Linked DNA regions of Homo sapiens: all the other regions are linked to region 1. Evidence: chromatin contacts called from ENCODE Hi-C or POLR2A ChIA-PET data. All regions are on one chromosome and are shown on one strand. The core of a region is the stretch at or near the end of the contact, and the rest is flanking DNA. Distances in the headings are between cores, read along the strand shown.

The links. Hi-C counts contacts between places; a loop is a spot of excess contacts on that map. ChIA-PET counts read pairs that join two places held with the same protein, here RNA polymerase II (POLR2A). Pooled maps may share reads with other maps.
Region 2: a loop to region 1 is called in a map of B cell, with 3 times the contacts of the local background. The contact joins the enhancer-like site here to the promoter of DLEU2 in region 1. A Hi-C loop is called at or near these places in 2 of 168 maps with a recorded cell type or tissue (B cell and CD14-positive monocyte) and 2 of 50 pooled maps. POLR2A ChIA-PET finds 5 or more read pairs at or near these places in 4 of 52 experiments (B cell, HCT116, WTC11 and 1 more).
Region 3: a loop to region 1 is called in a map of gastrocnemius medialis, with 28 times the contacts of the local background. The contact joins the enhancer-like site here to the promoter of DLEU2 in region 1. A Hi-C loop is called at or near these places in 3 of 168 maps with a recorded cell type or tissue (IMR-90, gastrocnemius medialis and psoas muscle) and 6 of 50 pooled maps. POLR2A ChIA-PET finds 5 or more read pairs at or near these places in 2 of 52 experiments (A549 and HCT116).
Region 4: a map of sigmoid colon shows a loop between it and region 1 (4-fold over the local background). The contact joins the promoter of EBPL here to the promoter of DLEU2 in region 1. A Hi-C loop is called at or near these places in 2 of 168 maps with a recorded cell type or tissue (CD4-positive, alpha-beta T cell and sigmoid colon) and 14 of 50 pooled maps. POLR2A ChIA-PET finds 5 or more read pairs at or near these places in 3 of 52 experiments (CD4-positive, alpha-beta T cell, GM10248 and WTC11).
Region 5: a loop to region 1 is called in a map of IMR-90, with 10 times the contacts of the local background. The contact joins the promoter of DLEU1-AS1 here to the promoter of DLEU2 in region 1. A Hi-C loop is called at or near these places in 24 of 168 maps with a recorded cell type or tissue (B cell, Caco-2, HCT116 and 18 more), 12 of 37 single-sample maps with no recorded cell type and 31 of 50 pooled maps. POLR2A ChIA-PET finds 5 or more read pairs at or near these places in 14 of 52 experiments (AG04450, B cell, CD4-positive, alpha-beta T cell and 11 more).
Region 6: a loop to region 1 is called in a map of gastrocnemius medialis, with 14 times the contacts of the local background. The contact joins the enhancer-like site here to the promoter of DLEU2 in region 1. A Hi-C loop is called at or near these places in 4 of 168 maps with a recorded cell type or tissue (IMR-90, ascending aorta, gastrocnemius medialis and 1 more) and 9 of 50 pooled maps. POLR2A ChIA-PET finds 5 or more read pairs at or near these places in 3 of 52 experiments (MCF 10A, Panc1 and activated CD4-positive, alpha-beta T cell).
Region 7: a map of dorsolateral prefrontal cortex shows a loop between it and region 1 (3-fold over the local background). The contact joins the enhancer-like site here to the promoter of DLEU2 in region 1. A Hi-C loop is called at or near these places in 5 of 168 maps with a recorded cell type or tissue (IMR-90, dorsolateral prefrontal cortex, posterior cingulate gyrus and 1 more) and 5 of 50 pooled maps. POLR2A ChIA-PET finds 5 or more read pairs at or near these places in 3 of 52 experiments (MCF 10A, OCI-LY7 and Panc1).

What each region holds. Positions count from the first base shown.
Region 1 is chr13:50,123,427-50,127,149 of GRCh38, forward strand. DLEU2 (deleted in lymphocytic leukemia 2) reads right to left here and starts at 2,115. Exons shown (of 14, transcript NR_152566.1): 1 at 1,876-2,115. The region is part of intron 2 of DLEU1 (deleted in lymphocytic leukemia 1); the gene reads left to right. RefSeq lists silencers at 578-1,087, 1,168-1,677, 1,998-2,207, 2,238-2,567 and an enhancer at 2,236-2,946.
Region 2 is chr13:50,633,884-50,637,606 of GRCh38, forward strand. No RefSeq gene overlaps it. Among named protein-coding and RNA genes, the nearest start is that of DLEU1-AS1, 110 kb to the left of the region's middle. RefSeq lists enhancers at 1,594-1,793, 2,190-2,484 and a silencer at 2,190-2,484. Within about 2 kb of position 1,773, at least 4 of the 41 ENCODE cell types and tissues checked have a DNase peak (open chromatin) inside an H3K27ac peak, as active enhancers do; they include B cell and CD14-positive monocyte, where a contact is called at or near this core.
Region 3 is chr13:49,648,221-49,651,943 of GRCh38, forward strand. No RefSeq gene overlaps it. Among named protein-coding and RNA genes, the nearest start is that of ARL11, 22 kb to the left of the region's middle. Within about 2 kb of position 1,876, at least 3 of the 41 ENCODE cell types and tissues checked have a DNase peak (open chromatin) inside an H3K27ac peak, as active enhancers do; they include IMR-90, gastrocnemius medialis and psoas muscle, where a contact is called at or near this core.
Region 4 is chr13:49,689,462-49,693,184 of GRCh38, forward strand. It overlaps EBPL (EBP like), which reads right to left and starts at 2,025. Exons shown (of 4, transcript NM_032565.5): 1 at 1,793-2,025. The coding sequence starts at 1,963. RefSeq lists an enhancer at 1,320-2,317 and silencers at 1,781-1,920, 1,951-2,150.
Region 5 is chr13:50,525,881-50,529,603 of GRCh38, forward strand. DLEU1-AS1 (DLEU1 antisense RNA 1) reads right to left here and starts at 1,569. Exons shown (of 3, transcript NR_125753.1): 1 at 1,399-1,569; 2 at 72-127. DLEU1 (deleted in lymphocytic leukemia 1) reads left to right here. Exons shown (of 7, transcript NR_109974.1): 6 at 1,986-2,184; 7 at 2,300-2,763. RefSeq lists enhancers at 2,952-3,723, 3,092-3,723.
Region 6 is chr13:50,418,096-50,421,818 of GRCh38, forward strand. The region is part of intron 3 of DLEU1 (deleted in lymphocytic leukemia 1); the gene reads left to right. Among named protein-coding and RNA genes, the nearest start is that of DLEU1-AS1, 110 kb to the right of the region's middle. Within about 2 kb of position 2,015, at least 7 of the 41 ENCODE cell types and tissues checked have a DNase peak (open chromatin) inside an H3K27ac peak, as active enhancers do; they include ascending aorta, gastrocnemius medialis and psoas muscle, where a contact is called at or near this core.
Region 7 is chr13:50,399,067-50,402,789 of GRCh38, forward strand. The region is part of intron 3 of DLEU1 (deleted in lymphocytic leukemia 1); the gene reads left to right. Among named protein-coding and RNA genes, the nearest start is that of DLEU1-AS1, 130 kb to the right of the region's middle. Within about 2 kb of position 1,928, at least 5 of the 41 ENCODE cell types and tissues checked have a DNase peak (open chromatin) inside an H3K27ac peak, as active enhancers do; they include dorsolateral prefrontal cortex, where a contact is called at or near this core.

The sequences.
Region 1 (3,723 bases), core at 865-3,364:
CTCCACATTTTTTATTCTAGATAAATGCCACACACACCTTCCTGTTACAGAATATTGCATAGCAACTTTCAACATCATTCAGTTTTTTAATACCTATCCACATATGATGTTATGTATTTTACAAATCCTGCAACTAACAACGCAGTTCTTGATAGACTGCGATCTACTGGGAGGACTGCTCGGTTTTCACCTGAATTATTGCTCGTGGTTCACACACTAACACCCAAAAAGACACTCTACGGGTCATGACGTGTCCCTAAAATCCTCCATCTACTCCAGAAAACGTTCTAACTTTTTGAGACGAACTGTTGTAACTAGTCTCCTGGCGAGGCCTGCTATGTCTTATACCACAGGCTCTAACTGCCAAATCTTTTTCAGAAGTCTTTCAGTTGTTGCCTCCAAACGGAGCTCTTTGCAGTCCTCGGGCGGACGAATGGACGGATTCGAGCGAAGCTTATTTCCCTTCTCCTAACGCATCTACCTATAAATAGCGCTCACCGCGCTGAGTCACCAAAACCCCGAGTTTCCCCAAATAGCGCGTAACGACTGCTGGGATCGCGTCCCTCGGGGCTCTGTGACAGACTCCAACCACACACCCGCTGGGCTGGACTGCGGGCCCACACGGCCCAGCGGGTCTCTCACCACCCGGCGCCCCAGGGACGCGGGCGAGGCCGCGGTGTCCGGACCGAGTCGACAGCGTCGGACTTCCCGCGCGCGGACGGCGCTCTGGGGAAGGAGGAGCCGGCGGGCGGCTGGACCTGGCCTTGACTGCGCGGGGTCCGCCCCCGCCCCCTCGGGAGCGCAGAGTTGCGGGGGGCCGGCACCAGCCTCCGCCCTGCGCCGCCCGCTCACACAATGGGACGCGTCGGGAGGGGGCGGCCGCGGCTCCCATTCCGGTCCCAGGGCGGGGACTCCGGGCGGCGGGAGAAGCAGTCGGGCTGGGGCCAGAAGGAAAACCCCTCTCTCCCTCTGCCCACTCAAACTGCGAAAGGGCTCCAGCCGGCGGTGCCAGGGGCTGGGGAGCAGCTGGGGAGGGAGCGGAAGTGCCACCCCCTGCAGTCAAGGGTGGTGACGTCACCCCTGCAGCCAGCCTGTAGCGGGGGTGTCTGTACATCACATGACCCGGCCCCCCTCTCCCCGCCGAAGCCCGCGCGCGCGCTCTCTCCCCCAGCCCCGACTCCCACCTCTCCCCCGCCCCCTCTCCCCAACTTTCGCCCTCCCCGCTCCGGCACCGCTGTCAACAGCGCCAGCTCCGCCCCCTCCCCGCGCCCTGTGGAACCGCCACGGCGGCGCGGCGGGCGCTCGCGCTCAGGTCCGAGGCTCCGAGAAGCGAGCGTGCCCCGGTTCCACCCTGCCCCCCAGCTCAGTGCTTGCTGGCTGCGTGGGCACCAGAGCCAGGGGGCACGGCGGCGTGCAGCGACAGCGCTTCTCTGCTCCATCCTCCCACAGCAGTTAGAGGACGAAGCTGAGGCGCCGGGTCCGAGCTCGGAGGGAGCGAGGCGCATGCAGCGGCCTCCGGGCCCTGACGCGTAGCCTCCGGGGGTCGGCCCACGGGCGAGAGAAGCAGCCGGGAGCCCCTCCTCGACCCCAGCAAGGCGGCCCGCGCCTCCGCTCTCCCTACCGCCCGGGTGGCGCACGCCAGTCCTCCGTCTTTGGCTGCGGCGCAGGCACCGGCCATACGACGAGGGGCCAGGCGGGGACCGCCTCCTTGAGCCCCCTCGGCCACCCCTGCCGTGTGGACTGCTGGGGTTGCAGATTTGCTGGCTGTTGCTGCAGCGCCTCGTTCTATTTTTCCTCTCAGTTCCCTTCTAAAAGTGGAGGCTCGGGGGAGGAAAAAGAAAGCCCACAGTGTTGAAAGGGGCGGTACGGACTGACCTGTCAACGGCGGAGGAGGAAGACCCCCGTTCGGGGCGAGCTCTCGAGCCCGCGCAGGGATCGGAGCTCTGGGCTCGCGCGGAAAGGCACGGCGGCAGCTGTGCCTCAGCCAGGTGTCCCCCCTCGGCGGGGCCCGCGCCGCCGCGCCCGCCCCCTCCCCCGGCGCAGCGCTCCCCGCCCCATCGCCGGGGACCAGGGAACCCCCCGGCTCGATTTTTTGTGCAGTTTCAGCAAAGCTCCGAGGAAGTTGGTCCTTTTGTTCCACTATTTATAGATTGCGTCAACATTGCGAAAAGGAGAAGGCGGAGCGGTGGCCCCTCCCCCTCCCCTCCCCCCGCCGGCTCCTGGGAGAGAAAAGCCCCAGCACACGACCTAAGTACACAGCGCGCCAGCCGCCCGCCCGCGGCCTTCTGCTCCCCGCTTCTTCCCCCTCCCAGCCGGGGCCCGAACGCTGCCAACCCCGTCACGTGCCCGCCCGGGAAAACCAGCTCCCCGGGGCTCCGCGCCGCCCGCCAGGCTTCGTGGCGGCGGCGGCGGCAGCGGCCTCACCCAGCTCGTGGGCTCGGGCCGCGGCTCAGGCGTCACGCATAGCGTGGGCACCCACGCCCTCGCCACCCGACGAGGATCTCGGGCTCCGCGACCTGTGGGAGTGCTGCGGGGCGTCCCGCACTTCCGCCCTCTCTCGTCTCCGGCTCCCCAGTCGCCGCCCCGCTCGCCGAGTGTGCGCGCATTCGGGCCTCGCCTCGGAGCCGGGAGGCTGTCCTGTCCCCAGGCCCCTCGCGCGGCCGCTCTTCCAGGCATTGCGGTGCTAGCCCCCTCTCCCGCGCACGACTGGGGAGGGCAGAGGTGTGAGGGATGCGGGGGTGGCTCGCAGCCGTTCGCGGGCAGGCGGGCGGAGCGCGGGAAGCGCGGTGCGGGCGTTCCATGGCGCACCCAGACGCTCTCCCTCCTCCGCAGGTGCAGCGGGGCGTTGCGCGAGCTCGAGTCCCCCTTCCCGGACAGCTAGGGAGAAGGGAGTTTGCAGACCGGAGCTACAGTTGGAAGAATATAGTTTTTGAGAAGTTACTGGAAGTTAGATGTGAGACAAAAACAGACGAACTTTCCTTCAAAGCCTTATGACGAAATGATAGGCCTTGCCATACCCTTGAAATGAAACTGAGCTCCCTACCGGCCTAAAGCCGCTGTTCCTGAGCTTCATGTAAACAAGGAGGGCGGTAAACACCAGAGGAAGGCCTTACAACAATACCAAGTGCAAGTAGCTCATTTGAGTGTTATTTATCTTAGCAGCTTCCCTGAGTGATTTATGTATATTGCAGTTTAACTTTACAGGGTGGGAATAAAATAATTTGGCTTCTCAGCTCACTGGCGGAAGAAACTAGAGCTGAGCTGGGACGAGGGCAAGAAGCGCGTCGCACCTTTCCTGGCAGCTGAACAGTGTGATGAACAGTCTGGAAGGGTTATGTTATTACTTAAGGGGTTTGGGGAAACCGTTCCCGCGCACAGACCCTCATTCGGGCCAACTGCAGGCCGTGGGGGACTCTTCAAGGACTCGCGCAACCCGAGCCGAGCTTCCTGGCTGGGCACTGGGCTCAGCCAGTGCTGAGAGCGCTTTCGCTGGGCCAGTCAAGACAGCAATAAGTTTGCCTCTATTTGGGAAACCTTTCCAGGCTTGCCTGCCCTCTTTTAAGAGGGAGACTAGGTGGTGGGATCGTCAGCTGCCAATGTGTGCACTCGTTCTAAAGAAGGCGAGAGGAAGTAAAGCGAACCTGTGCAGTGTTTGCTGGGCTTCCAAAACGCGGAGCTTAGTCGACCCCCCAGCGAACCGGACGGCGCTTTGGTCCCCTCACA
Region 2 (3,723 bases), core at 523-3,022, 510 kb after region 1:
GCCCTTTTCTGTCACCTGTCTTAGTTCCTTGCCCTTTTCCATCACCTTAGTTTTCTGTTAGTACACAAAGCTCAGAGACGAAGTGAAGAAGTTTGCAGAAAGAGTTCTGAAGTCTTGTGAGGGAAAAGATTCTAGACCCCCAGCCATTCCTTCTCTGCATTTGGAGTTTGGGAAACCTGTCCTGGTAGAGCAGAGTTGCCCCATCTGATAATTCTATATGTTCAAGTGAGAGAGTATCTAGAGCAGCAGTCTCCAGCCTTTTTGGCACCAGGGGCCAGTTTCGTGGAAGGCAATTTTTCCATGGACCCGGGGTGGGGAGATGGTTTCAGGATGATTCAAGTGCATTCTGGTTTATTGTACACTTTATTTCCATTATTATTACATTGTGATATATAATGAAACAATTATACAATCTGACATAATGTAGAATCAGTGGGAGCCCTGAGCTTGTTTTCCTGCAACTAGGTGGTCCCATGTCGGGGTGATGGGAGACAGTGACAGATCATCAGGCATTAGACTCTCATGAGGAGCATGCAACCGAGATCCCTCGCATACACAGTTCACAATAGGGTTTGCACTCCTATGAGAATCTAATGCTGCCTGCTGATCTGACAGGAGTCAGGGCTCAGGTGGTAATGCAAGCTATGAGGAGCAGCTGTAAATACAGATGAAGCTTCTCTCACTCACCTGTCACTCACCTCCTGCTGTGTGGCCCAGTTCCTAACAGGCCACAGACCAGTACCAGTCTGTGGCCCTGGGGTTGGGGGCTCCTGGTCTGGAGAGTATAGAGTAAACTCTAACAGGAGTGCAGAGGCTGACCATGGCACTTTGGGATGCTGTGGGGTGGAGAGCCTTGCTTTTACCTCAAAATATAAAATTGTATGCCCCAGTTAATCTGAGTAGGAATAATATCATTGGCTCCCTTTAGCATAGCTGTGATAGGCTGAGAGCACTCTCAGAATTTAATTAATTCTCAAGGAAAATCAATGGGGGAGAAACACAGATATATAAGATAGGATTCAATTTCCAAAGATTACCTTCTGATCTGGTCACATCAGGTGCTTCCAGGCCTTAAAGGCCTTATCATCTTTTCAAAGTCACATTGTCTTGACATGCCTGTATCCTATCCCGCATCGCTATAATTTTGTGGAACCTCATCTGTGACTCTACTTCCTAAGTCTGAGCATGTTTATGACTAGAGAGTACCAGGTTAACAGCAATTTTTCAAGAGCTATCTCAGAAACAACTGGAAGCTTCTGAAATCAGGGCAAAGAAATTCCAGTTCCCCATTGTCCTCCACCTAGGGCTCTCCTTCTGAGTTCAGTTTTCATATGACTCTTTCCCAGGTGTCTTTTTAATTACCGTAACGTTCATATAACAAGACTTCTGCCCTGAAAAGATCCTTAGAGTCTGTCAATTCCAATCTGTTCCCTTTACAGAAGAAGAAATGTTACAGAGAGATAGAGATAAGAGAAAATGCAGTGAAGAATCCATACCCTTTTGTATCTTTAGGGCAAAGCATTACAGCAAACATAGGGAAATGAATAGAAAATTATAGACACTTTGGAGATGTCATAGTCTAGAATGAAAATTCCATGAGCCATCTGGCCTCTTCATTGCTGTGTCTCTTGTTCCTCTCTCATGCTAGAAACTCAAGACATTTTGTATTATTGAAACTGTGACCCAAACAGTTAAAGAAACCAGTGACTAGATAAGAAAAGAAAAAACTTGCTGAAATGCGGAAACTCCCTCTGCTTGCAACATAACAAACCTAGCTGAAATCAGTTGGAACCAATATGGCCAAATGGAGTCAGTGCAGAACGAGCTTGCTGATGTCACAACCCAAATTTCCACTGCATGTTTCACACTAACTTCCCCCAAATTTGCAACATGTGACCCATGAGGAAGCGTGCAGAGATAACTGTGTGTGCCAAGGATTTTCTGGATCTCCCCTTTCCTTCCACCAATCACCAGTTAATCTCAGAATCCACCCCTAACCCTTTTCTAATAAAAATACTGCCTTAAAGTCAGCACAAGGAGACAGATTTGAGCTGAACTTCTGTCCCCTTGTTGGTCGACCTACAATAAAAAGCTTTTATTTTCTCAAAACCCCAGTGTCATAGTATTGGTTTCTAGCACTTCAGGCAGCAAGGCCTTTTGCTTGGTAACAATATGAATAAATGTCAAACTTTGTTTAAGTAAATTACCCACATAGATACCTAATTGTGGAGACAAGCAGAATGAGTATGTAAATTACCCTGGCCTGAGAGCTTTCTCTGGGTTGCCTGGCAACCAAGGTAGCCTGAAAGCCCCACCTCTCCTAGGAGAGGCTACAAGTTCTCATAGGACCAGGGACATTCCTTTCTCCAGTGGGAGTGGCTGTCTCAAACTAACTTCCCACAGGTTTAGGACCCCTAAAGCCTCCAGGTGCTGAGCCTCTGGCATTTCCTAGCAATCCCCTAAACAGCTAGAACCTAAGCTCAGGCAGCTTAGTAGCTGAGCCCAAAATATTGATTTTCTCAGACTGCTCTCACACCAAGAGGCTGTAATTCAGAGACAGACCCCACTCCTATAACGATGGAAAACAACAGGAAGTGGGATGTCTCCCTTGCCGCAAGGCCCCTCAGTGTGTTTGTCGCTGCTCTGGCCATAGTCCGCCTCTCTGGGGATGCCAACACAAGAAAGGACACATCACCTGCGGACCTATTTGTGAGTTTCAGTCTGCTCGCTGCTGGTTACCCACCCCTTGCACCAATTCACAACACCACGAGTTAGAATAGAATCATTGTCATGTTTAGAACCTGAAGCTATTCTCATTGTACCAATGTGGTAACTGAGGACCAAATAAATTGAGTGCCGGTCGTAAGTCATGTGGTAACTAATGACAATCAGGAGTATATCCCAAGCCTCCTGGGTGCTTCCTCAGATCAGTTATTTGGTCACTTAGGGTGAAAAAGGGTGATTAATGCATGTATTAGGGCTTATGGGGTGGAAGGACCTAGACATAAGCTTTTGGAACTGCAATAGCCCTCCCATAGATCATGGGAAGTCTATTACCCTCCCAAGGATTTCTGCAAACTCCTTATGGGCTGTATTTTCAGAATAATCTTCAGTATCCATTTCTGCTGATTAGATCTGTTTCTGCTGATTAGAGAACTCGGTATTCAAATTTCCAGTGGTCTCATAAATACAATTTTTAAAGTTCAGTTTCTTTGAAACGGGATTCAAATAAACCAAACTTTAAAAATTATATTTGTGAGATCACTGGAAATCTTGTGACTAGTGGATATGTTCCTAAGTCTTTATTAATTAATAAGTTCTATTTCCACCTCTTGTTATGTAGTCCTTTCAATTTATCTGTTGAATAAGCCAAGGTTTCCCACAGTTTGGATTTTGTCAATTGTATCCTTGTGGCATTAATTAATATGGTTCTCTGTTAATTCATTAGGGATTTTTTAAATGGTGTTAGTCTATGTTACTTCTTCATTTATTAGCCAGAATAATAACTTCTATAAAGAGAAACTTTCCCTGATTGACCGTTATGTTATTCAGAGCTGTTTCTAATGGGGAAGACAGGATAGGTGCTTGATTCTCTCCCTTAATTTGTCTGTTTTCAATAATGAAAAATATTTGAAGATAACTACTGAGTTTTTTTAAAAAAATTATGAAGTCATGAATTTAAATATATTTTGCATCTTTTAGCTAATTGCAGTCTTTGTGCTA
Region 3 (3,723 bases), core at 626-3,125, 480 kb before region 1:
AGGAGAATGGCGTGAACCTGGGAGGCGGAGCTTGCAGTGAGCCGAGATCGCACCACTGCACTCCAGCCTGGGCGACAGAGTGAGACTCTGTCTCAAAAAATAAAAAATAAAAAATAAAAATAAATAAATAAATAAATAAATAAATAAATGATAATGGAGCAAAGCCTTCTAATTTCCGAGGGCAATTTGAACAACAAAATTGTCCAGTGACCCATAGGATAAAATAAATGAGTCAGTGCTAATAAAAATAAATAATTGAATGACTAAATAAATGGAGAAGAAATAGCTCTACCCTACAAGAGAATTCCAATTAATAAATGTAAAAGAAATGAGGAAAAAAGAAAATCACTATTAGAACACTACAGTAATAATTGTTGCAGGCAAGATTCATCAATGAATGCTATAATTAGTTGGTAAAAGTTTGAGGATTAACAGGATATTTACATAGTCTCAAAGTATGTCCACTAATATATTTATTATCTGCAAAAGGAAAAAACTTTATGATGGAGAAACTAGCAGAAACCACTTTCACCACATGATCAAGGTTAGCATCACCAGTAATAAGTCTGATCAACATCAAGCACCCAACACGATGTACTGAGAAGGGCACGTTACCTCCATGGTATTCTTGCCCCAAACCCATAACTGTCTAATCATGAGGAAAACATCAAACAAATCCAAATTGAGGGACATTCCAAAAAAATAACTGACCAGTCTTTTTCAAAACTGTCAAAGTCATGAAAGACAAAGAAAGACTGCCTAGGACAGGAAGAGACTGAGAAGACTTAGCAACCAAAGCAAAGTGGAATCTCAGATTGGATCATGGAAAAATCAAACGACATTGGAAACATTGGTTATATCTGAAGTCTGTAGTTTAGTAAGTAGTAGCGTACCAAAGTTATTTTCTTAGTTTTGATCATTGTACTATGGCTATGTGAGCTGCATAAAGACATTACATAGAACTCTGCAGTGTCTTTGCAGCTTTTCTGTAAGTCCAAAATTATTTAAAAATAGAAAGTAAAAATTCAGAAGAGGAATTATTTCCAACCTAGAATTTTATACCTAAACTATAAATCAATTGTGAGCATAGCATAATGACATTTCTCAGACATGCAAGGGCTCATTCACTTTCTGTTAGGAAGCGACTATAGTTTTGCTCCCTTAAAAGAATGAACCAAGATGCAGACATGGCATCTAGGCAACGTGGAATTCAACACTAGAGGGAAGCAAAGGTATTTCCAGAACTGTGGCTAAGCAGAGGCTTCCAGAACAACCAGTATAGATGGGAGCAAGGGGACTAATTGTTCCTAGAGGAAGGATGTTGCAAACCAACCAGCTAACCAACCAATCACCACCAACAGTTTACCTATCTATTTGATTATATCGGGGAAGTTTTCCGTTTTGGCAGAGTGTGGGATTGAATTATTGATAAGTATGCAGAAAACTAAGCAAACAGAAAAAAAAAAAAGACAATGATCAGCTCTTGGGAAAACAAAATGTTGCCCTGAAAAGAAATGTAATCATAGTATCCTAAATGACTCACTTGTGGATAATTTTTCCATAGTCACGATAATGTAAATACTAAATACTCATTTAACTAAATATTTATATTGGGAGGAGGGAAGAAGGGAAATATGTGTGTGAGTGGAGTATAGGGATAAGAATTAAATTCTTGTTTTCAAAGGTGAGAAGCAAGAAAATCTCTGTCCAATGGGCTCCCAGCCCCAAGGCAAGCTGCACATTTTAGGTATCATCTGGGTGGGAATAGTGAGGGTGGTGTGGCAGATGTGAACACACAGGGGAATCCTCTCTTCTGCTGTCCTAGGCAAACTGGTGGCTAGTGGAAGGAAGCCAAGGCTGAGTGGGATTAGGGCTAGGAAGATGGGCCAGGCTGTGCTGGCTCGTGATGCAATGACCTCAGGTTCTATTTCAGCAGGGTTCAGCATCTAAGGAGATGCCATCTAGGGTGGAGTGCAGCCACAAGTCAAAGCAGCTGATAGCTGTCACGAGGTGGCTGTGGCCTGGTTTGGGCCTTGTTTTCAAGGTAGGTTCTGTGAAACACTACTTCTGAAGGATGTAAAGAACTGACCTGAAAAGAGGGTTCCTTGGTCCAACATGCTTGAGAAATGCTGGATTCAATGACACTAAACAAGTTTCTCCAATGCAGGACATCTCAAAACCCTTCATATGATTATGGGAATATCCAATCTCTAAGGCATGGCATGTGGGGGAGATGGTGACAGAGTGTTTGATCATGACCATGGAACCCTTTCTATGCAGAACTTAACACTGGACTAGAGAACTACTGACAACCCTTTCCAGAGTAGGGGTCGGCGTCAGTCAGGGCCGGCACTAACAGGAAAAGCACCTGGTTCCTTGTATCTTCACATCTTTACCATCACTGCCAACCCCTTTCCACTGGCTAGGGCTAATTAGGGTTTTGGGGCCAACAGGCAAATGAACTGAGGTTTGAGACAGGCTCTGCTCTCATGAAAAACTGAAGTGTTAACAAGACAGAAATGTAGGCAGAGGCCCAGTTATAAGGTACAGAGGCACCCAGCAGGGGTGGGACTCAGTGGCCCCCAGACCTGTAGCATGCTGACAGGCCCACGCAAAGCCAAGATCAAACCTACAGCAGCCCTTCTCCATCAGCCCAGCACCCTGAGTCGCATTCCTTGGTCAGGCTCTGGAAATGGTAGAGGCAGCTGCTGTGGGAAGGTGAACCCCGGGGGTTCTGGCCCAGCTTGTTTGGGGCAAATGCAGGAGCTGACAACTTACAATCACAGCCTGTCCCCACTCACCTGCTACAGAGGACTCAGTCATTTCATTTCCCTGATTTCTCCAGGTCTCTAGTGGGGGTTCCCTGGTGCCGACACCATTCCATCCAGGAGCTGATGAAAACCCCTCTTCTCTGAAGCACAGGCAGAATGTATCCTTAGAAAGGAAGCCAGGGGGCCGGGTATGGTGGCTCACGCCTGTAATCCCAGCACTTTGGGAGGCTGAGATGGGTGGATCACCTGAGATCGGGAGTCCAAGACCAGCCTGGCCAACATGGTGAAACCCCATCTCTACTAAAAATACAAAAATTAGCCAGGCATCATGGCGTGCACCTATAATCCCAGCTACTCGGGAGGCTGAGGCAGGAGAATCACTTGAACCCGGGAGGTGGGGATTGCAGTGAGCCGAGGTTGTGCCACTGTACTCCAGCCTGGGTGACACAGGGAGATTCCATCTCAAAAAAGAGAGAAAGAAAGAAAGAAAGAAAGAAAACACAGGGTTGCTAAGGCCAAGGCATCACACACTTAACACCACCAAGTCATTCCAGAGTGAAAGGAACGCAAATCCAGTCTCAGGCTGTCTGATTGACGAAGCTTCTGGATGCACAGCTTTTACATTTTTATATTTTATTCTCTGTGATGTGCCCAGCTCAGGAGCCGCAGGTTTCGGCCAGTTGTTCTGCTCTAGTCCTGAGCGCCCTGGCATGTTTTACAGTTCTGAGACTGTCCTATATTCAGGGCCTGTACCATGGACAGATGCAAAGCCACTAAATGTGTGAGCTGGAATAGACAAGAACAGTTATATTGAGTGTTTACTACATGCTCGTCCTCACAACGTTACGTGCTAAGCACTAGGAGTCGCAGTTTTTGGGGTGCAGAGGCTGAGGATGAGGGCAGTTACATATCTTGTCAAGTCTCCCCCTGGCAAGGGGCAGTTGTAACTCAG
Region 4 (3,723 bases), core at 775-3,274, 430 kb before region 1:
GCCTCAGCCACCCGGGTAGCTGAGATTATGGGCACCGTCACCACACCTGGCTAATTTTTGTATATTTAGTACAGACGGGGTTTCACCATGTTGGCCAGGCTGGTCTTGAACTCCTGACCTCGTGATCCACCCGCCTCAGCCTCCCAAAATGCTGGGATTACAGGCATGAGCCACTGTGTCCGATATGTTATACATTTTTATATATATACATTCTGATATGCTATATACAGTTATACCCAGCCAATATGTTACACAGTTTTCTCTCACTGGGCCTAGCAACATTTTTGTTATGTTATACATTTTGTTATACATTTTTTCTAACCGGGCCTAGCAATCTGCTTTATCTCCCTTGTTCTGTGGGAAACCTTGTGTTCAAGTGATAGCTTAAAAATCAATTCTCGGCTGGTGGCGGTGGCGGTGGCTCACGCCTGTCATCCCAGCACTTTGGGAGGCCAAGGTGGGCAGATCATCTGATGTTAGGGGTTTGAGACCAGTCTGGCCAACATAGTGAAACCTCATCTCTACTAAAAACACAAAAATTAGCTGGGCGTGGTGACGGGCGCCCGTAATCCCAGCTACTCGGGAGGCTGAGGCAGGAGAATAGCTTTAACCCAAGGGGCGGAGGTTGCAGTGAGCCGAGATAGTGCCACTACACTCCAGCCTGGGCAACAGTGTTAGACTCTGTCTCAAGAACAACAACAAAAAAAAAGACAAAAAAAAAAAAAAAGAATTCTATAAATAAAGGAGTTGAGAGAAACATTCACTGTCCCTTATCTCTACATGTTGATTATCAGAATAAAAAGAATTCCAGCAACATCAGTCATGGGCACAAAGCCAACCCGTAAACATTTACAGAACTCGATGATTACCCAAAACTCGGCTTGCTTTCTCAATACTACTGACTTTGGCTTCACATTAGCCACAGGTGTGTCTAGAGTTAAACAAGGTCAACTTTACAAAAAAAAAAAAAAACAAACTGATACTTGGGCATAGTTTAAAAAAAACTTAAAAGTGTGTGTGTGTGTGTGCGTGCGCGTGTGTGGTGGGGGGCGGGGCATTTCAATATAAATGCCTTAAACACAACCTTCCTGGCTATTTTATAAAATGGGTTGAATCTCTAAGGACACATATTTCCTAAGACCTCGACTGATACACAGAGTGCAAACTTGGGAGCCAGACTAGACTGCCTCAGAATCATGCCAGCTGTGTGGCACTGGAAAGTCACCTAATTTTGCAGCGCCTACCTTCACCTCTGTAAAATGGGGAACAATAATAACTAATTTATGGATGCTGTAAAGATCTGAAATTTTAAACTCAGTAATGCGCCTGGCACACATTAGACACGGGTGTTTCGTTTGTCTTGGCAAAGGCTTCGGGTTTTGCGACAATAGCCTTGCTGCCTCCGGAGCAAGCATCTCTCCTTGCCCCCTCTGGGGCATTTAAAAATGACCTCAATTCTACTCTCAATTATGTCCAGTTCAACAGTTACGTGCAGGTTACAAAGCCGAGGAAGCTGAGGTATCTTCTAAACTAACATAGCACGTACAGAATTTTTTTAAAGTTTGGTGGAGGAATCGGCAGCACAAGGTAAGCTGCGCTCTGTTCACAGACCTGGGAATCAGAACTCCGGCCGCCGCGGCCTCCAGGCGCCTCTCAGCTAACAGACTTCCTGCAGCAGGGGGAGGGGCGGCCAGCTCGCTGCAAAAAGCCGCAGGACCCCCTCACCCCGCCTTGCCGCCCCCGCTCCCACTCTCTGGGATGGGGAGTGCAGGGTCTAGGCGATGGCACTTACCAGCGCGAAGTGCACCAGCGCGTCGTAGCAGAGCCAGATGAGCGCCCCGCGGTCCGCCGCCCCCTGCCCGCGGCCCAGGCGCAGGCCCAGGGCGCAGCCCGCCGCCAGCAGCGCGGCGCACAGCAGCAGCGAACCGCCAGCCTCGGCCCCCAGCTCCCACTCAGCGCCCATGCTTCAGGCTTCCGACGCCAACGGCCCAGGACCATGCGGCAGAGGAAAGCAGGGAGAGAAACGACGGGGCGGGGCTGGCCGGGAAGGGGCGGAGCCGGATGGCCAAGGAGGAGCGGAGCTGATTGGCCAAGGCGGTCCGGGGAGGGACGGGGCTCCCCGGCCGGGTCGGGGCCAGAGCGAGGATTCCGTGCCCGCCTCGCACCCTGGCCAGCCTGCTGAGTCCGGTGGTTTTGCCAGGTGCCGCCCATGGAGGTTCCGTAGAAGGAACGTGCTCACCAACTTGCGCAACCGCCTCGACCAAACCTGTTCCCAAACCGAGCCCAAAGGATTGGTAATAGGGCCACACCTTTTGATGTTGTTTCGCTTTTAACAAGGCTCAAACTTTAAGCCACAAAGTGAAGCCTAGGTAGTGGAAATTTTGCCAGTAGACCGGGGCAGAATTTTAGGGGCAAAAGGTTTTAATTAGGCTGCAGCAAGCCTTACCAGGGAGGCTGGGGGCCAAGGGAGTTTTCAGCCACCAGCCGGCTTAAAGCCTTTATGGCCTACTCTGACAATCTTTCCATTTCTTAAAAATCCAGAAAAGTAGAAGGGTGGGTGAGAGGAGCGGTAAGTCCTATTGGCTTGGCGATAGATGCGTTTAACCTGTGGCAGGCCAGGTTTCACTATCGCAGGCCTCCATCACAACTGCTTCAGCACTGAGTGGTTAAATTAAATATTAAAAGCTGAGGCCGGGCGCGGTGGCTCACGCCTGTAATCCCAGCACTTTTTGCCAAGGCGGGCGGATCACGAGGTCAGGAAATCGAGACCATCCTGGCTAACACGGCGAAACCACGTCTCTACTAAAAATACAAAAAATTAGCCGGGCGTGGTGACGGGCGCCTGTAGTCCCAGCTACTCCGGAGGCTGAGGCAGGAGAATGGCGTGAACCCGGGAGGCGGAGCTTGCAGTGAGCCGAGATCGCGCCACTGCACTCCAGCCTGGGCAACAGAGCGAGACTCCGTCTCAAAAAACAAAAAAAAAATTAAAAGCTGAAAGAGTCAGTGCCCATATACCAAAGTCTGGAATGTAACAAAAGCCCACCAAGAGTTTTGCCTAGGCCTTTCTTGGGCCTTGAAGCATGACAAGATAACTAAGGAATTTTTAACAGGACCCGTTTAGGATTAAACAAGTTTTATTGGGGGTCTGAAGAAACTCCCCAGGCCTCCAAAAACAAGTTTATTGGGAGTCTGGAGGAATTCCACAAGCCTCCATGATTTAGCAAGAGACAAAATAAGGGTAATCATCCCAGCACCCAGACCTATTTAGATTAAGTAAATTTACTGAGGCTCCAGAGGAAGGTCTTCAGGATTAGAAGTTGTTAATCACTTACGTCTTTAGATGAATGCACTCTTACACGTAGACATATAGCTTAGAAGGTATATACGCTCTGGAAAAACTTTGTAATTATGAGTTGGTCTGGCAATAATTTCCAGACCTTCTCCCTGTAACCGGTTGCAGAAATAAAAACTCTTCTTCCCCAGTTCATCTGCACCTCATTATTGGGCTGCCCAACCCCCAGTTTGGTCCGGGAACAAACCTACATTATTTAACATCACAACAACCCTATGAGGTCGGTGAAATAAGCCAGTCACAAAAACATACTTATGATTCCACTTACAGGAAATATCTAAAATAATCAATTTGCAGAAACAAAATAGAATGATGGTTACCAGGGGTGGGGCGGGGCGGGAGTGGGGGGGGGGCGCGGGGAAAAGTGGAGT
Region 5 (3,723 bases), core at 319-2,818, 400 kb after region 1:
AACTGTGTAGGTCCATAGCACAGATAGGGGAGCAATGACAGTACTCTGTGAAGAGGAGAAGGTGTGCTTACAATGAACGGGGCCTTGGCGTCCACCTCTTCCCGATGGAGAGAAGTGTTGCTTTTTCCTAGAGAAAAGAAATGAACAAGACCTGTTGATAGTGAATGAGTTGGGTCCCCATGCTCCCCTTTCTCTGCCATGCCCTTCAGGTGGGATGCTGGCACAGGGAGGATTAGATGTTTGACCTACTTACTCATTCCAACTTATAGCTCACAAGGATGGAGCTTAGCTGGAGGCTGAATGCTGGAACCCCATCAGAGCATTTCAGAATAGCCTAGGCCATTTCCACAGGTCTGAATCTGTGACCTAGGGGCAGGCTCTTAGAACAACATATTCTCATATAATGTGACTGGCTGGCTGTAAGGTGTCCCTAAGAAAAGCTAACATCCTCTGCTCTAATCAGGCAGAAAGGAGTGAGAGGAGGAAGAGAGAGGAACCTGGAGAAAAAAAATGCAATAAAGGCCTGTAAAAGGAAAACTCACAAAGCCCTTCTCTGAAGAGCTTTTAAGATGGAGTTTACCAGCAAGGTACTAGCAGACACATACGAGCAGGTTAACATCCCTAAAATAAAGCAGGAGCCAGCAATAACAGGGTCGGGCAACAGAAAGCTACAGCTGGTAAGGAAGTCAGCAGCACCACACCATTAGATACAGCAATTACTTTAGATACAGGGTGGGGTCCCAGCTCTGCAGCACACACTCTCAGGCTGGAGAAACAGGCTGTGCTTCTGGGAAAGCATTCTCCATCCTGGGGTACAGATCCCTGGAGTCTTAAGAAGGCGTTGCAGAAAAATTAAGCATTATCTCGTCTGAGTCCCCTAGGCTGGGTTAGAAGTTGCTTGCCTGATTATTGCGTGCAGCTGGAATGGTCTTGGTACAGGGAGGGATCTGGGCTGAGGAGGATGGGCTGAGAGGGGAGAGGGGAGAGGGAAGAGGGGAGAAGGGGACCCGCACACATGCGCACTGTAGCAGAAGCTGCAACTTTGCCGGTTGCAGGGCTGTTGTGAGATAGGGTGCTTGCTACTGTGACTGGGGCCCCGCCTTGCAGATCTGCTTGTCATCACTTACCCTCTCTTGGTGGTTTGGGCATGCACTTCTTTGGGGGAACAAACAAAATTTTAAAAGTTCCTGAGTTTGACAGCAGCAGCCAATCACTTTCCTCCCTATTACCCTCCTCTCTTTTTTCTAAAGTAGTCAAATGCCAGCTTCTATTTCACTAGTTTCTATTTCTGTGAAAAACATTTCAGAACTGCTTTCCTCATCCTTCCCACTAAAAATCAAGCATCCCCCCCCCTCCCCGCCCTCCTGTTCTGTGCAGGAAGGGTTGGCCCACACTCACCTGATGTGTTCCCTCCTCAGTCGTGGCCAGCACCAGGTGGTTGCTGCCATCAGATGATGTTCTGCCCTGGCAAGCACATGTTTTTAAATGACTCTGCAGTACCCAGGCTTATAAAAACAAATGCACCCAGACGAAGTTCCAGCGCCCCGCGGGGATACACTGAAATTCTCTGGCCTTGCTGAGCTGGGCTTTGGCTTCGAGTCTCCTCTCAGGCAGACCTGGATACGTCTTCATTCATGTGCCTATTTTAGTCATTGCAAAATGCTTTATAATAATTCCAGACGTGAAATGTGCACAGGAGGACTCTAGTTTGGAGCACAGGCTTTGGGGTCAGAACCTCGGCTTGAATTTTGATGCAATGTATCTGTATAGGTAAGACTTTTTCACCTCTGTGCCACAGTTTTCCCATCTACAGCAGCAACACCTGTCTGTGTAGGGTTCTTGTCAGAATTGAATGAGATAAATGTGATGTATTTAGCACAGTTCCTGGTACATAGACAAACATTAGTTCAATAAAGTTTTTCTAGTATTATCATTTCCTTGTTTTTTCCAAAAAGTAGTTAATCTGAGCACACATCTGTTTATAGGAGGAGGTCTGATGGCCGGGAGGACAGGAAGAAGGAACCCACAATGAAGCAAAAGTTGCGTTTAACTCTGTCCTCACCATTCCTCTCCTGGACCTGTCCTAAACTGGAAGCTGGGGGAGGATGGAGTGCTGGAATGCTGCAGAAGTCTCATGGGAGGGCGCCTGGTGTTCACCACATGTGTACACTGTTGCACGACCAGGTTGGCACTTTGCATGTGGGAAACGATCAGAGAATGGTGGGGGATGCTTAAGAGGCATCACTGGAATCCTACGGTACCACAGACCAGAGCCTTCCCTTCCCTTCCTCTCCCACAGATGGAAATTTGAATGCTGGGGCTCAGTGGAACACCTGAAGGAAGCTGGTGAGGCAGATGTCCCGCTATGCCTTCCAAGTGTCATGCAACCAGTTCATGCCTGTCAGCATCTCTGCCGGTGGACTCTGTGAGTCAGCAAATCTACAGAGCAGAGAGCCACAAGTGGGGACAGATGTGGTCAAATGCCATTTAAATCAGTGATTCTCAACCCAGGAGTTGTCATGGCACTGGCCTTGAGTGAGCTGGACCAAGGGAAGTGGTAGAATTCCCCATGAAGGACCAAGTGAGCAGATAGAAGTTTCTCCATTTTAACTTTTTCTGAGTCAATTTAAAAAACACCTAGTGCCTTTTTCTGTACATAGTGCCTGTGGGTTTGAATTTAAGCCTACCCAAATGTGCTTTTATCCCACCTATTTTGAACCTTGCATGTCTCCGGGATAAGAATTAACATAAGCTATAAATATTCTTCCAGGACTAATTATTAACCGTGAATGTTGAGCGGCCTTGACAAATATAAAATGTTATATATAGGCCCAAGAGTAGATCAGAGAGTTATCTATCTACTTCAAGTTGAGACTCAGAGTTTTCATTAAACTCTGCAGTCTCACAGTATTTCCAATCATTTCAGGGCAGACGAAAGTTCCGTGGTATATCTTTTTAATGTGGCAGGCCTCGAGGGTGGATTGAGTTAGGCAATTTATCCCCTTTTATGCCCTATATTCACATGCAACACTCCAATGGGGTAACATAAAACCACAGACAGGTTTCTTTACACCGGTATTTAAGGGAACTAGGAAAGCAGCCCAAATCATGTGGAGAAAGCTGGGGAAAGAAGTATCAGAGGAGAAAGAGGACCTTAGCAGAAATGACAAAAGTGAAAAACCTTCCTAACTCCTTCAGACATGATGCTTAAAATTGTGTTTCTTTGGCAACTTATAATTTTCTGAAGCTGGTTCTCAGCCTCAGATCCTCCCCCAAGGTTTTTATGTTGTATTTTGACTCAGTAGGAGGGATCCAGTCCCAGACCTTCCGGCTCTCACCAGTACACCACAGGCTAACGCCATCCAGCAATCAGATGACAGGAGGAGGAGAGGTTCAAAGAGGACTACTGTATTTCTCAGAAGGGGCTGGCTCATCTACCCTCCACTGTATTACTCACACTGTAGATGCAGAAAACATGTCAAAGTATACTGGGGCTCTGCAATGCATGCACCCACACACATGTACACATACGCACAGACTTCCAAACTAAAAAGGAGAACAGAGCTCAAAAGGGGACAGTGTGCAACTGGTGCTCCATGTTGTAAGGACCTCCCCTCCTGCGGGCGCGGCTACCCCAGCAGGCTTGTCCGGGCATGTCCGCCCAGTTGACGCCAGGCCAAGTTTTACGGGAGGAATTGGCCTGTGTCTAAAGCTGGAGTTCAG
Region 6 (3,723 bases), core at 765-3,264, 290 kb after region 1:
TGACCTTGGCATACAGAATATTCATGGTGGGCAGATGAGGCTGCCTACTCAGGTGGTTCACTGTTTAGCACTGTGGTTTGGAGAGCAAGCTTTGATGTTCAACACACCTGTGTTCACATCCCAACTCTGTTTATAAAAATGTGACATTGGTCAAGTTACTTGATTTCTCTGTCTCAGTGTCTTTATCAATAAAGTGGGAATGAAAATTACTACAGGAATGCTCATAAAGATTAAAGGAGTCATTTAAAGAACTTAGGCCAGTGTCTGATGCTTCATAAGTGCCCAGTAAGTGTCAGATGTAACTTATGTCATTATTATCACTAATAATTCTATTACTAGTGAATTATTTCACTAATTTTTCCACTAATTTATCTCACTAATTATTTCACTAATTAATTTTAATTCTTAGTGAAATAATTCGCTAATTCACTAATATATCACTAATACTAGAATTATTAGAATTATAGTGAAATAGAATTATTAGTGATAATATAATAGATTAGTAATATATTAATATAATAGAACTATTAGTGATATATTAATAATGTAATTAGTGATATGTTACTGAATTATTAGTGAACAGTTATTAGTGACTTAGTGATTATTAGTGAATTATTAGTAATATTTTAGTGAATATTAGTGAATTGTAATAGAATTAATAATAATTCTATTATTAGTGATATAAGCCATATGCATTTTACAGTCTTAAAATGTTAATGACCCATTATATGAAAAGCATTTATTTATCTGCATTCAAGATACATGTTTGGTTAAGGTCCTTGTAATTAAAATAAAAATCAGAATCACCATATTATACCAACATTGATACAAGTAATAATTAACAACAACAATGATGATGATGATGATTAAAAACCTGGATAAAATTTTGTCTCAGGCTTAGTGTGGTTTGGGTATGCATGTACTTATCATATTTGATTTTGATTTTATTTTAAAAATTTTGTCTTTACTTTTTTTCTTAGCATCTTGACCCTTTTGTGACATCTAGCAGGATGTATTTTTTTTTCAAGATGCATGTTTCACAAACAAAATATATGTTTATATCTGACTGTACCCAAGCTGCTAATTATGGGCATCTCTTTCTATAGCTCACTATTAATCACTCATGTCTTTGGGGTTATATAGAAAACAATTTATGTTACAAAATCAAATCCTCCCTTAAAAATGTTTGCCCTGGAAGTGAGGCAGGAGGAAATCACAAACTGTTATTATTTTCCCTTAGATGGATCTAAATATTAACATTCCCTTAGCTTTAAAGATTATTTTTATGCCGCTCCTTTATAAACAATTGAAGTTCACTAACTCTTCTGTTGTCTCGGGTTCTGTCTACAACATATCCAAACAACTCAGCTAAAAAAATGGGCAATCAGTTCAACAGGTTATTTGGCATTATATGTAGAAAATAAAAATGTTTGAATAGCTTAAAACATTTTAAAAAGCATAGCATATAGCAAACCAAATTGAATGTTTAAACATAGGCTAAGGATCTCTCACACAGGGGAGGGAGTTGCCATTTTTAGCTCTCATTGCAATTGTATTAACTACCTAACTACCAGGGCAACAATAGCAGCCACAGTGGCAGTAGTAGTTACAGCAGGAGGAGGAGGAGGGAGAATAAGCTATTAATAGTATGAACAACAGTAGTAGTTGTAGTGATTGTTGTAATAGTAACAGTTAACAGCACATGTACACATTGTTTTAGGTACTTCATGTACAGTAACTCATTTAATCTTTACAGCAACCTTAAGAGATAGTCCTATTATTTCTCCATTTTACAGAAAAGGAGATTAAAATTCCAAGAGGTAAAGTCACTAGTGGAGGAACCAAGATTTGGAAAACAGTAATAATGGCTGACATAGATCAAATATTCATGCTTCTCAGCTACTGACACGATTACCCCGTTGAACCCTCACAGTGAGCCCAGGAGGTGGATTTCTTCTTATCCTCATTTAACACAGAAGGAAACTGAAGCTTGGATGTCCGCCCGATGCAATGTCAGACAGGGTCTGAAACCAGGGATCCAAAGCCAGAAGTCCAGTCTTGCTTTCAGTTTGATTGTGTCTTGCAGATTCTGCTTGGAATGGTTTGCTGAGGGAAGAGAACTCCTCTAAGTAGAAGCTGTTGCCTTGAGGGGGGATCTGGGTACCCGCCTCTCCCTGAGGAGCGTTCTCCTACTGCCTGTCTTACAAAGAGAGTGCTTTTCTTCTGAACCACCCCAAAAGACTCCCACATTGGAGGGTGAGGCAGTGGGGTGAGACAAGTGAGGTACTTGTCCTGGGCATTGCATTTCAGGGGACACTAAATATGCAGTAATCAATATAAATAATATTTTATTTACTTATTTATACATTTTTGAGTCAGGGTCTTTGTCACCCAGGCTAGAGTGCAGTGGCACAATCATAGCTCACTGCAGCCTCAAACTCCTGGGCTCAAATGATCCTCCTACCTCAGCCTCTCAAGTATCTGGGACCACAGGTGTGCACCACCTGCTGGGCTAAGGGATAAGTAATATTTTAATGCAACATTTACAAATAGGTAAATATTAAACACTTAAAGTACATTTTTTAAAAATCAAAACAAATACCAAAAATATCCACACCTGAACAAGATCTCCACATTGAACATAAAGACAGGATCAGTTTGGTCCTGGGTCTCTGGACTCCTGGATGGAGACCAGGTGGGCAGGTGAGCCTGGTGCTGTCCTCACCCCACAGGGCTTTCTTGGGTCTCGAGCAACATTTGGGCTCCTCTGTGCAACTGTCTACACCACTGCTCACCCAGGCCTCCATCACAGTCACCATGATGATGAGCAGTGCTTCTTTAGGCATCACGTCACCAAAACAATATTTCATCATGCAGTGCTATTTTTAAAAAGTGAGGATGGCATTTTCCAATGATATGTTAGAAGAGTTACACCTCTTCCCTCTCCACCTTTTCTCTCCAGAACCCAACCAACGAAGTTGTTTAAAAAAGAAACAGTCAATGCCTTTTCCACTTTTAGATCTGCATATTGGGCCACTCTTGGTTTCTTTTTTCTTATTTACTACTTGAGGGTGTCAATTTAAGAAAACTCAGCTCTCCTACCAGCAAGTCAGCTGGGACACATGTGTTCTGTTCATCTCTTCCAAAGGCACTGTGGAATTGTCCAGTCCCAGAGGCCTTGGGCTTTGAGGACGCAGCCCAGCAGTCGTGGTGCTGAATATGAATATAGTGGCTTCCCAACCCAAAAGACATTTCATTTATTATTTTAAAAATATTTTCTTTGGGCTCTTTTAATCCTCAGGGATATTGGCTTGATGAATAGCAAATAAATTCCCTAACCAGACTGTTGTTATAAATATCCGTGGCATTAATTCAAACCATTTGCATTGGAAACTTTTTTTTTCCCCTGGAGGAAAAGGGGTGGCTGATTTAACCTCAACATTTGGGACACGTTTTTCCCTAAAATAACTACAACATCCATCATTTTTTTTTCCTGCTGGTGTGTCAATTTTTTAATGAGAGGCTGGGTCCCTTTAGTACCTTTGGTCTCCATAGTAACAATTTCATGTGTTTATTCTGGCTTACTGAAATAAAACACTGAGGAAAAGGTCAGTGACTCATTTTTGATTGGGGGTTGCTCTAATTAGAGGATGATTATTTAAAATTTGGTCTCTAACACAAAGATACTATGTGCTTAAAAATAAGACCATGGCAAGCATTTTA
Region 7 (3,723 bases), core at 678-3,177, 280 kb after region 1:
AGCTGGGTTGCAACTCCATTAGTCTCCCGGCACCAGAGTCTTCTCTTGGGTTTCTGGGGTTCCAAGTGAGAGACAGAAAAAGAACACTCAGCACCCTGGTTTGGGGACCATCTGTGACAGCCTGAACACATAGCATTATTTTTATGTTTTCCCTCTTTTCTAGTTCTGTATTGGAAAAAAAAAAAAAAGAAAAGGCCAGAGATAGTAGCCTTTGTATTACTGGAGTTCAAGAGGTTTAGGGAGAGGACAGCTGTTCACAATGCTGGATAGTGAGGACCTCATGTCATCGTCATGGAAGGGGGCTTGATTCTAGTCATCTGGTTCTGAGCACCTGCTGTTTTGGCAGACGGTGATCGATCACTTAGCACAGCACTTCAGAGGCTATCCAGAGGCTATCCAGAGGGGAATATGATCCTATAGCCCTATGCTCCCATTTTACTGATGAGGAAACTGAACCCTAGAGTCAAATTGAGAGTTCCTCAAAGATAGTCAACAGACCGAAGCCAGTCTGAGAACCACTTACTCCTGGTGGTTGGAATATAGAAAGTGACAGTAAGTTTTTAAAAACTTTTATGGTAATTTGACAGAGAAATTTTAAGTCATCTAGGCCTATATTTCATATGTCTTTAAAAGACCAGGTGTGTTGTCATTTGTTTTATTTTCTATAATAAACTTTATTTTGGGAACAGTTTTAGATTTACAGAAACATTCAGAAGATAGTACAGAGAGTTCGCGCATACTCTGCAGTATCTTATAGATAGTGTAAGACAGTAAAATTAATATATTACATTAGCTACAATTAGTGAACCAATACTGATACGTTATGATTCATTGAAATTCATACTTTATTCAGATATTCTTAGTTTTTAACCTAATGTCCTTTTTCTCTTTCAGAATCCTATCCAGCGATACCGTATTACCACTAATCATCATGTCTCTTCTTGATTGTGACAATTTCTCAGACTTTTCTTGGTTTCCATGACTTTGAAAGATTTGAAAATTATCGGGCAGGTGTTTTGTAGGATGTCCTTCAATTGGGATTTGCCTTTCTCATGATTAAACTGGGCTTATGGGTTTGGGGGAGGAAGACCAAAGAGCTGAAGTGCCATTTTCACCACATCATATCAAGGCTACATACTTTGCACAGGACTTATCACTGTTGTTGATGTTGACCTTGGTCGTCTGGCAGAGGCAGTCTTTGCCAGTTTTCTTTACTGTAAAGTTATCTTCTTCCCTGCCCCTACTTTCATACTATGCTCTTTTGAAGGCAGTTACTATGTGTAGGCCACACTTAGGGAGTGTGGAGTTGTAGTTTATTTTAGTGTACTTGACAAGAAATTGGTTTGTGATATATTGAAAGTGAAAATGGTCCTCCAACACTGCTCATTTGAGAAGCACTGCTCTAAAAACCCTGTGTAAGGGCACACAGAAGAAATGCTGGGACAGAGCCCAAGGCATCTTGGCTTCAGTCCCAGGTCCTGTCATTCCCCAGAGCCTAACTTGTGCATCCATCTAACTGTGGGGCCAATTTGGCTGGCTCTGTAACACCACAGACTACCCCCTAACTTTCCATGAATCTTAAGGAGTGCTTCAAGTCTTGGTGGACGTTTCTGGAATACTAGTTTCCTCAAACCTTGATGCATTCATTTGTCAGAGTTACTGTTTTAGGTCAGGTTCAATGGCAAATAGGTTCTGAGATGGAGATTTGTACACAGAAAATTCTTTTGGTGGGTGATAGGAGAAGGACAGGTCAGAAGGAGAAGTCAAACGTCAATGCAGTCCAAATAAAAGCCCCTGCCAATCTTACGGGGAGCTTTGGACCTGGGATGGCCGTTCAGAGTTGCTCTGAAATTAAGCAGAAAGATCAACTTTGACTGCCCCCACCCCACCCCACCAAACCCACCCAACACATACACATTGACCAGGTACTGGATTGGATACTGTCTGTCTTTGGGAGGGAGGTGTCACTGGGAAACGTGGCCCCCTTAGCCCATGGACATAACTTAAAAAGGAACTCAGCTAAGCCACCAGAAGTCAACACCCCTGGCAGCTGGGGGATGAATACTTAGGACCTGATGAGAGATCTGGATGGCACCCTGCAGCACTTGCCACAGATACGATTACTGTTTTTAATTCTTTTGCCTTTGTCTTGTGTCTAGATTCCAAGAACCAGGAGGTTGTTTGCTGTACTCTCCCTTGTACAGTTAGCTGTCTCTAGTGCCTGAATGCACTAATTGTCCTTTGGGTATGGATGAGGTAATGAAGGAAAGGGATGCTGGGAAGAGAGGCCACATGAGAAGGTTAGTGTGGGTGTAAGACACAATGCAGAGGATTTGTATTTGTGCCATCTGCCTGCTTCTATGATTCATCTGGGTCTGTGCACCCTTGTAATCAGCAGGCTGCAGCAAACTAAGTGTTGCTTGCTAAAGAAAAATGAAAGCTGGAATTTCAGCAGGGAAGAAAGTATATGCCCCACCGTGATGAGTACAAACACACAGCATCAGGGAAGCCACACAGAATGAAGCTCTGAGAAGACTGTTAGCATTTTCCCTCCACGCCCCAGGGGAAAAGGTGTAAGTAACAGAATTAGTCCAATTGGTCAAGAATTCATCTTTCCTGTCACTTGTCTCTTGTGGGAGTTCAAACTTACTCAGTCCCACCCATTTTGATTGAGAGTGAAAAGAAGGACATTTTAATTTAAGAGCAGAAGATGGAACTTGAGGGCAGAACAAATTTGGCAAATGTAAATTCTTATCCAAAAAGCATGCTTCCTGTACTTGGCACCTTGTTTCCCCGATTCTGCCTGATGTCCATCTCTTTTTCTCATTGCAGTTTGAATTCAGGCATGTGTCTTTCCTCTCAGCTTCACCATGCATAAGGGGATACTTGGCACGAATGAGCTCATCCTGGCTGATAGGAAAATCTTATAATTAGGCAAAGAAACTCAAAAGAACTGAAGCCCTTTTCCCTCCATGAGCATCTTTCACTAACTGGCCTAGGAGTTGGTGCCTACCAGTTGGATTATATGTAGCTATGGGGCAGGAAAGGGTTAAAGGATTTAGAAAGAATTGAAATAAAAATGAAAATTTTTTCCCTATTAAGATAGCAGAAGTTCGAATGTGAATCACTGTTTTGCATAATAAGCATGGCCATATAATAATAGCTAACATTGTTGAGTTCTTTCTTAGTGCTGGGCACTGTGCTAAGCACTTTATAGGGGTTATCTCATTTTATGTTCATCATGACTCAGTATTGTGGATATTATTACAACCCCTCAAGACAGATGATGAAACTAAGACTTGGAGAGGTTAGGCAAGTTGCCTAAGTGTGGAGATAAAATTCAAATCTAGGTACCAATGTTTTTGAACCACTCCTGTACTGCTTCAGTAGCTATGGGATGGGGATGGGGGAGTAGTTTGAATGGGAAAATCGGAAGTGTCCTCACATAGGCCTCCTAGGGAAAAGCCCTTCTGAAAAGCATCCTACTGTAAGTTTCCTTCTTGTAGCTTAGACCATTTTCTTTTGTGCTAACAAGAGAGACCAAAGGGACGGTTGAGATCTGAAACTTAAGTCAGAACCTTAAGATTGAATTTGGGACCTCTGATATTGACTCAGAGTCTGTGGCATGAAGATGATGACCAAGACCATAGATTTGGATAAGATTGTTCCAAGAGGAAACGTGCAAAAAGGAGGTTAAAGAGTTCAGGCTGGATTTTTGGGAAG